Linked DNA regions of Homo sapiens: region 2 is linked to region 1. The links are chromatin contacts, found by Hi-C or POLR2A ChIA-PET in ENCODE. All regions are on one chromosome and are shown on one strand. The core of a region is the stretch at or near the end of the contact, and the rest is flanking DNA. Distances in the headings are between cores, read along the strand shown.

Evidence for each region. A loop is a pair of places that touch in the nucleus more often than their neighbours do. ChIA-PET counts read pairs that join two places held with the same protein, here RNA polymerase II (POLR2A). Pooled maps may share reads with other maps.
Region 2: a pooled map shows a loop between it and region 1 (7-fold over the local background). The contact joins the promoter of SCN8A here to the enhancer-like site in region 1. A Hi-C loop is called at or near these places in 6 of 50 pooled maps. POLR2A ChIA-PET finds 5 or more read pairs at or near these places in 2 of 52 experiments (H1 and WTC11).

What each region holds. Positions count from the first base shown.
Region 1 is chr12:51,480,497-51,485,137 of GRCh38, forward strand. The region is part of intron 16 of SLC4A8 (solute carrier family 4 member 8); the gene reads left to right. Among named protein-coding and RNA genes, the nearest start is that of SLC4A8-AS1, 57 kb to the left of the region's middle. Within about 2 kb of position 2,580, at least 3 of the 41 ENCODE cell types and tissues checked have a DNase peak (open chromatin) inside an H3K27ac peak, as active enhancers do.
Region 2 is chr12:51,589,898-51,593,966 of GRCh38, forward strand. It overlaps SCN8A (sodium voltage-gated channel alpha subunit 8), which reads left to right and starts at 1,336. Exons shown (of 27, transcript NM_001330260.2): 1 at 1,336-1,462. RefSeq lists a silencer at 839-1,088.

The DNA.
Region 1 (4,641 bases), core at 1,330-3,829:
TGAAGTTCTCACTGTATGTGGATGTTCATGTGAAAGATAGTACTTTCTTCCCGTAAATATCTTTTGATTTCCATTTGTATGGAATCCCAATGAATGTATCTTTGGAAAACATAATGTGTCAAAATTTGTATTTTGTTCATTGATCTAAATGCCCGTGTAACTAATCAGAAATCCAATTTGGCTCAGATTGGGAATTTTCTTTTAAAGGAAAAAAATTTACAGAAAAGACTACTGGAAGAATCATGTTCAAATGACATTTCACATCAATGTTTCTTCAATATTTTGGAGTTGACTTGGTTGTTTTCTCCTACCTACAATAGAATGTGCCTGCTGTTTCTCTGTCGCTCACTTTGGGCTTGCAGGAAGTACAACGGGAATAGCCTGAGCTTCTTGCTCCCTGTATAATTTATTCACTTTACCTGAACTGCCTTACCTGCAGTTCATAGTGAGAACACCTGGGCTTGTAACTTGCCTCCACTTTTAAGTGTGATAGGGCCAAGTTGCTTTACCTCTCTGGGCGTTTTTCTTTAAAACGAATGGGTTAAACTAGATGAGCTCAGAAGTCCCTTCCTGCCCTAACATTATCTTCTATTTTTATTTTCCTGTGGTTACTACTATTAGGGTCAGACATGTGAAATGTGAGGGACCATTTAGAGATTTAGATGTTATATTTTTGGATTATTACAGAGTATACACCCAAGTTTAGGACCTGTGTCATTTTTAGTGTCCCCACCCCGTTTCTATTTCTGTTCCATTTGTCTTTACTTTCTTTGTAATCATCTCATTTTTTTTCCACTCTTGAAACTCACAACTTTCCAGTCCATGAGCAACTTTGCTACCATCCCCCTCAAAAACAAATCTATTTAAAACACCCTCCTAGAAAAGCCTCTGAACCACCTTCAGCTAAATCTGTAACGTTTATAGAATATTTTAAAATCTTAATTCAGCTAGAGTTATGATCCCCAAGCAAGTGCTGACGAAGCTATCACAGAAATGATGTCTTTTTCACCTTGTAGGTATCATTGTTGCTAAATCACATCAGTACAGGCCTTCTGTGGGGAGACAGCAGGGGGCAGGGGCAGGACTAGGGGATGGGAGTAGATAAAACTGTGATTCTATCCTTTACTTTAGGTAAAAAATCCTAGGTTATGAAACAAGGTTCTGGGCCAAGCACAGTGGCTCAGGCCTGTAATCCCAGCACTTTGGGAAGTTGAGGCGGGCAGATCGCTTGAGCCCAGGAATTTGAGACCAGCCTGGGCAACATGGCAAAACCCTATCTCTACAAAGTATATATAAAAAAAAAAAATTAGCCAGGCGTGGTGGTGTGTGATAGTAGTCCCAGCTACTCAGGAAGGCTGAGGTGGAAGGATCACTTGAGGCCAGGGAGGTCAAAGCTGTAGTGAGCTGTGATGATGTTACCGCACTCCAGCCTGGGCAACAGAGTGACACCTGCTCAAAAACAAAACAAAACCAAAAAAAACAAAGTTCTCTACTCTTAAGTTGGTATATAAGATGACCTGCACAGTGTCACAGAGATTTCCCACTCAGTAAATCACTCTGAAAGAGTTTGCATAAGATTCTGTAGATTTGCAGTATTTAATGTGGATAGTCAATAGCTACATGTGGCAAATGGCCACTTGAAATTTGGCTTGCCAAATTGAGACTGTACTGTACACATAAAATATATACCAGATCTTGAAGGATTGGTACCAGAAAAGAATATAAAACGTTTCATCAATATTTTATATTGATTACATACTGAAATGACAATATTTTAGATATATCGATTAAATAAAATAATAATTTGATAAATATAATTATTTCACTTATTTTTATATTTTTTATGTGGCTACTAAAAAATTTAAAATTAGACATAGGGGTAACGTACTTCTTTGTTTTTTGAGACAGAGTCTCACTCTGTCGCCCAGGCTGAGTACAGTGGCACAATCTCGGCTCACTCCAACCTCCACCTCCTTGGGTTCAAGTGATTCTCCTGCCTCAGCCTCCTGTGTAGCCGGGATTACAAGTGTGCACCACCATGTCTAGCTAATTTTTCTATTTTTAGTAGTGACAGAGTTTCACCGTGTTGGCCAGGCTGGTCTCGAATTCCTGACCTCAAGTGATCCACCCACGTCAGCCTCCCAAAGTGCTGGGATTACAGGCGTGAGCCACCGTGCCTGGCCTGGCTAATGTAATTCTATTGGACATGCTACTCTACACTTACATGGTTTGGGGTAGGCAGTGAAATACCATAGGTAGAAAAGGTAATTCAGTGAAGCATCCAAATAGACAGAAACAACACAAATATTTTTGCTGGAGTCAGGAGCACTATGTGGCACAGAACACCTCCCAGAAAGCAGAAAATTTTTCTGCCTGAAAACCAATGTATATGTAAGACCCCAAGTAAAAAACAAAAGCAAATGAGCCCCAAACTGTCTTCCCTCAGCTTTGCCTGGGAGCTGCTATCTTTGCACTTATTTTTCTAGCATCAGGATATTAGCCACATGAGGGAGCCAAGCATATTTGTCTCATTTTAGGCATCATTCTTTTGTGGTTCCCCCCACCCCAGGTATTGTTGAGTCTGTCCAAAGCTGGGTGAGATACCACACAAGTCTTGCTTCCCTCAGTGTGCTGCTTCTCTCGGCCTTGGTGGAGGCTGAGCCTGTTGCCGGTACCCACCAGCCCAGTAGGTTTTGATGCTGCCTCCTGAAAGAGATTGTATTTGTTTCGTTTTGCACTAGTCACAGTTGTTGTTTAAACTACATCAAATTTGGGGGGAGAATATTTGCCTGTGATGGAAAGAGAGATAGATGAGTTATTGCTTCAAGTGTTTTAAAATAAAAGCTATTCTCACACACAAAAAAAAAAAAGAAAGAAAAAGAAAAGAAAGGGAGCTCAAATCAGGAGGAAATGGTGGTTTTTCCTGTAAGTGAGGTTTCAGCCAGACACATTTTCTTTTTCTTTTTTTCTTTTCTCTTTTTTTTTTTAAGTCAGTAGTGGTTTATTAAATGGTTGTATCACATCTGGAAAACATTATTCAAAACATTTATTCAGCATACTTCCTGTTCATATTTTAGAAGATGTAAAGCAATGAAATTTGCTCTAAATAAATGGCATTTTTTTTGCCATTATTTGGCATCTTGCCAGGTTACTTTTTACATCCAAGTTCAAGTGATATTTTGTTCTCAAAATAAAATAATTTTCAAGGTTTGGAAGTATAATGCGAAAATTTTAACAGGGATTCTTTTTTTTTTAATTATACTTTAAGTTCTAGGGTACATGTGCACAATGTGCAGGTTTGTTACATATGTATACATGTGCCATGTTGGTGTGCTGCACCCATTACCTCATCATTTACATTAGGTATATCTCCTAATGTTATCCCTCCCTGCTCCCCCCACCCCACAACAGGCCCCGGTGTGTGATGTTCCCCATCCTGTGTCCAAGTGTTCTCATTGTTCAGTTCCCACCTATGAGTGAGAACATGCGGTGTTTGGTTTTCTGTCCTTGTGATAGTTTGCTCAGAATGATGGTTTCCAGCTTCATTCATGTCCCTACAAAGGACATGAACTCATCCTTTTTTATCAGCCAGGCACATTTTCAATACAGGGTACATAAATGGGAGGACTCAGTTAATTAGATATTTAGTGTACACCCATATATGACTAGAACACATTCTTAGACTTCAGTGAGCCTACATGGCAGTCACGGGAGGTACATATTAAGTAAGTTCTGGGTCTTTGTTTCCTGCTAGGACAAATAGTTAACAAGTGGCTGTTCTGTACTGACTACTTGCTCAGGCCTGGGTTAAGTGCTAGGGAGGTGCAACAGAAACTTAAAAGATAGTATCTGTCATCAGATAGGAAGGAAAAACACATGAAACAATCAGATGCTATATGCAAAGTAGTAAACAGTTGGATGTCCCCTGGGATGTACGTGCCGTAGGAGTTCAGAGGAGAAAAGGGCCACTGGGCCCCAGGATGGTCAAGTGGGCTTCATGTTGGGGATGGGGAGGCAGTGGATACTCAGAGAATTTATATTGCATTCAGAGAAGAACTAACAAAACCATGGAGGAGGAACTGGAAACCTTGGGCTTCAAAGCAAAGTGAAGTCAGGCTAAGGTACCGGTGATATTACGTGTGGCTAAGATATGTTTTGCTCTCACTCTTTTGGAAGCTTAGATTAAGGCAGGCACGGGTCATTTGCCAGGTACTGTATTTTATTAAAGCCACACTATAAAGTGAGGCAGTCCTTTTATGATGGATCCTAAATTGGATGGGAATCTCCAACAAAATAGAGATATGTGCCATGGAGGAAAATAAAGCAGTAAAGAAGTACAGGAAGTGCTGGGGTGGAGGGAGGTGGCCAATTTTAAGTGGTATCATCAGAGAAGAGCTCAAAGAGAAGGTGATATTTGAGTTGAACCTAAAAGACGTGAGGGAGCTGCCCAAGAGGTTACCTGGAGGAAAGGCATGTTAGGTAGAGGCATGAACAAGTACAAATACCCCGAGGTGGGAGTGAGCTTGGCATGTTTAAGGAAACAGCAACGCAGTCTGTGTGTTTGGAGCAGAGTGGGCAAGCAGGAGAGCAATAAGAGCTGGGGTGGGAGATGTGATGATGCCAATTGTGTGGCCCTCATAG
Region 2 (4,069 bases), core at 86-2,585, 110 kb after region 1:
AAAATTCCGGAAAATGCAAACCAATGTACAGTAATAGAAAGAAGATCAGTGGTTGCCTGGAGAGGGTGTGTGGGGGCGAGCGATGCAGGGAGTGATTACAAAGAAGCACACGGAGAAATTTTTGGAGGTGATGGGTGTGTTCATTACCTTGGTGGTGATGGTTTCATGAGTGCACACATAACTCAAAATTGTACAATCTAAACACACGCAAATATACCCCAGTAAAGCTAATTTTAAATGTATTGTAGAGGGCACATTATGTGATAAGCATACCATGTGCCTGGCTGTGTTAGCAATGTGTGAAGTGCATGCTCCCCGTTAGTACAAACAAGAAGTTTATAAGGTTGCTACTGTGACTGTTTCCTTTTACAGACGAGAACACTGAGGTTTGGAGAGGTTGTTACACCCTTTTTCCCTCTTGTGATTGGTGGTAGGAAAATATTAAGTAGAGGAGAGACACAGTAAAGTGCCAAGAGCTCTGGCACTCATTACCTAGATCCTCGCGAGGGTGGAGTGAGCGGTCGAAATGCTCATGCCTACTTTACAGATGGACAGACTGAGGATCGGAAAGACTGAGGTGGCCTGGGGGCTGTCAGGGAGGCAGCGCCTCCCCGCTCCTGGCAGCAGGTCCCTGTGGGCTGAAACACGAGCCTCCACCTGCCGCTGATTGACTTCTCGTTTTTTCAGTGGGCCCAAGATCCTGTAAATTGAGTTCCCTGCGCTTTTGGATGTCAGAAACTTCACTGAGCGCGGCACTGTTGGGGGGCAGGAGAAAGGTAAGACTTGGCACTGACGCGGGCCACAGAGCACGCGGGTCACCACGACAGCTTTCGGGTCTCGCCGCCCGGCGCTGGCGAGCAGCCAGCCAGCGTCTCGCGGCGGGTCCCGGTCCTCAGCCCGCGGCCCCTCCCGGCGGCTCGGCGGGGGCGTAGTGGAGGCGGGCCCGGGGACGCTCGCTGGCGCTCCCGCGCGGCGCCCCCTGCCGGCGCCCTGTTCCCTCTTGCCCCTGATCCGCTCCCGGCGGCGCGGAGACGCGAGTCTGAGAGCCTGCGGGCGGGCGGCGCGCTGCAGGCGAGCGGGCGAGCGGGCGCGCCCTGCAGGGGTAGGTGGGCCGCGGGGGCGCGGGCGGGCGGGCGCGAAGCGCAGGGAGGGGGCGGGGGCGGTGGCAGCGGCGCTTGCGGGCCGGGGCCGGCCCGGGCAGGGGGCGCGCGCGGAGGGGTAGGCGCGGGGGCGGGGCGGGCGGGGGGCCCGGCAGTAGGGGCGCGCGCGCGGTGGCGCGCGGCGGGCGCGAGTCATCAATTATGCAAGGACTCGGGCGGTGCGGGGGGCGGGCGCGGGGAGCGCTCCAAGATGGCGCCCACCGCAGTCCCGCCCGCCGCATCCTCGGCGCCTTTGCAGTCCGGCCGCGCCTCCCGGGCCCCGCGTTAGGGCCGCCGCTGCCTCCCTCGCCGCCGCCGCTGCCGTAAGTCGCCCCAGAGCCCCCGCCCTAGCGCTGCTTCCTGCCCTCCGGGTTTCCCTTCTCGCCTCGGGACCCTTGAGCGGGGCTCGCCCATCTCCAGTCAGGGGCTTTGCCGCAGAGTGCGCGGCGGGGCTCCAGGGGCCGTGGAGCTGGGGCTCTGCTCTCCTTGTTTTGGACAGGTGTTTGGAACTCTTGCTTCCTTCTACTGTGTGTACCGGGGGTCTCTTAAGAGAACTGAGGACCACCAGTCCCCACCCCGGACACCCTGCTTTCTCCGTCTCGGCTACAGTGAGGGACACGGCCCGTCCTTGGTGCCCCTTCCGCGGTGCAGCCCTCCATCCCTCCCTCAGTGCCGGGCAGAGTTGGGGCCCCTAGCCGGCTTGCACTGGGAAGGGCAGCGCTGTCGGGATCTTCCTACAGCAGCCCCTCAGCCCTCCCCCTCCCCCATGTCTTACTGCATCCTTCTCCCTCAGCCGGCTTCACACTGCTAAAAACTGCAGAAGCCAAGGGCTCCTGGGTTCTTCCCGCAGCCAGCACTCCCGACTCCCTCTGTCCTTTACTCGGATGCGTTCGTCCCCCTCCCAACAGGGTGCTCTGGAGTTGTGATGGGGGCTCCCGGGACCTTCCTCGGCAGGCGAGGATTCCTGCATTTGGAAGCACATCACTTTGAGAATATCCCCTTCCCCCATCCCACCCCCACCCCCACCCCCCACCCCCACGCCACCCGATGCAGAGCTTGTTCCTCTCCTCTCCCTCCCCCACCTTACCATCAGCAGCAGCACCCTTGGCTTCTTGTTAGCGTTGGGGTACAGGACTGTTTGCCCAGCTCCGTGGGCTTGGACCCTCCTCTCTAGTTCTCACTTGGTACCTTGGGGCACCGCAAAGCCTCTGCAGTTTCTCCTGAGAGCTCAGCTCCATCCCCTCCATTGCCAGCAACAACCACCGGTGGAGACTTGGCTAACTTTCCAGGGGTTAGCCAGGACTGTCAGACCCTTTCAGGGGCCCCAGCTTCGAGTTGGGATGGAATGGGAACCATTTTTCAGCCCGATAAATAGGATTCTTCAAACCATGCATTCCATCCGACTACTCCACCCTATGCCCTCTTCCTCACTTACACTGCAGTTTTTGAAGCATGAGGGAATACATTTTATGTCCGGAGATTCCAAGGTTCTGCATCAGCGTTCATAATAAATGGATGTCATCTGTTTGGGGGGAGGGTAGAAGAAACTTTGGATTGCATCTGGCTAAAGTCAGGGGGAGGGAGAAATAATTAGCATGGAGCAAGCTCTGCCACACAAGGAAAACTGCTTTTTATGCACAGTGGGCACCAGAGAGTCAGGGATGGAAGCAGGAAGTGTGGGTGGGGGCCATGGGGGTAAAGGGGGAGAGTGCTTTTTATAACTGTTTTCCCAAGTTTGAACCTGGAGAGCCTTTAGAGAGAGGTAGCAGTGTGTTAGGGCTGGGGGATGTTTTAGCTTTCCAATGGAGATTTCGGGTGTGGTAGGTTTTTCACTGTCTCAAAATCCCTCTGCACTTCTCTTTTCTCCACGTGCATTAGAAGATGTGGAGGGGGGGATGTTGTGCTTTTATTCTTTTCTCAAAAAAAATTTTTTTTTTGATTTGTGATGCAAATGGCTGGATAACATTACCACACGGTACCATCCTGGTAGGAATCTTGGGGGAATCAGACTTAAAATGCTGAAAGCTTTATAGCACATTACATGTAACCTGGTTCTTGAAATACTGCAGCATTTTTCTTTGGAGCTCATGACCCATAAGGCCTTCATTTCTCCCTGAAAGAGGATTTGGTTGCTGGTTGGTGAGGTGGTGGTTGTGGGTAGTGATCCTTTGGTGTTCAGCACGCATTCCCTGTCCTAGAAATTGAGGTCCTCCCTGGAGAGGGCTGCAAGCATGTTCCGTGTTCTCTGAACATCTGATTCAGGGTATATGTAAATGTGTTGTGTTTCTGAGTAGAGCTGGTGGTGGGTATTGCAAAGCAGTTCATAATGGTGCAGATCAGTTATTGGTTTCTTGGCTTCAGTTTGAGCAGCTTTGGTTTTCATTTGGGGTTTTGTCAACTTTTATCAAAATCTTTGGAGGATTTTGTTTTAAATTAATAAAGGATAATCAAGTGGAATACTGCATCCTTAAAAACAACCATACGGTTGCTGTTGCTTTCCTTGTAGGACCCTTAAGAATTTTTTCTCCTGGTCCAGCTTTGGGTTGCCTGTGTTTAGGCTTGTATTCAGGTTTCTTGCTGTGGTGCTGAAAGGACAGTTCCCCGACCAGTTCTGCGGCGAAGTGCACACACACTGGACATGATTGAGTTTTTTTTTGCTTTTTATTATCAGCAGGCTTTCTCGTGGATGTGTATGTACATGCGCAGCTGGGTTTGTACTTGAGGTTGAGGCCTAGTTATCATATTTTATTACTCCCACATAACTCTTCATTTTGGCTGTCCCTCATGGAGACAATGTTTTACAGGCTGCAACAGATCCATATGTAAGCCATAAGTGACATTTTGCTGACTGCATTATTTCAGCACACTTCAGTCATTTCAAATAGCAAGCAACTGTTAATATTCTTGGTCTCCACAGGAAGTAATCCGAT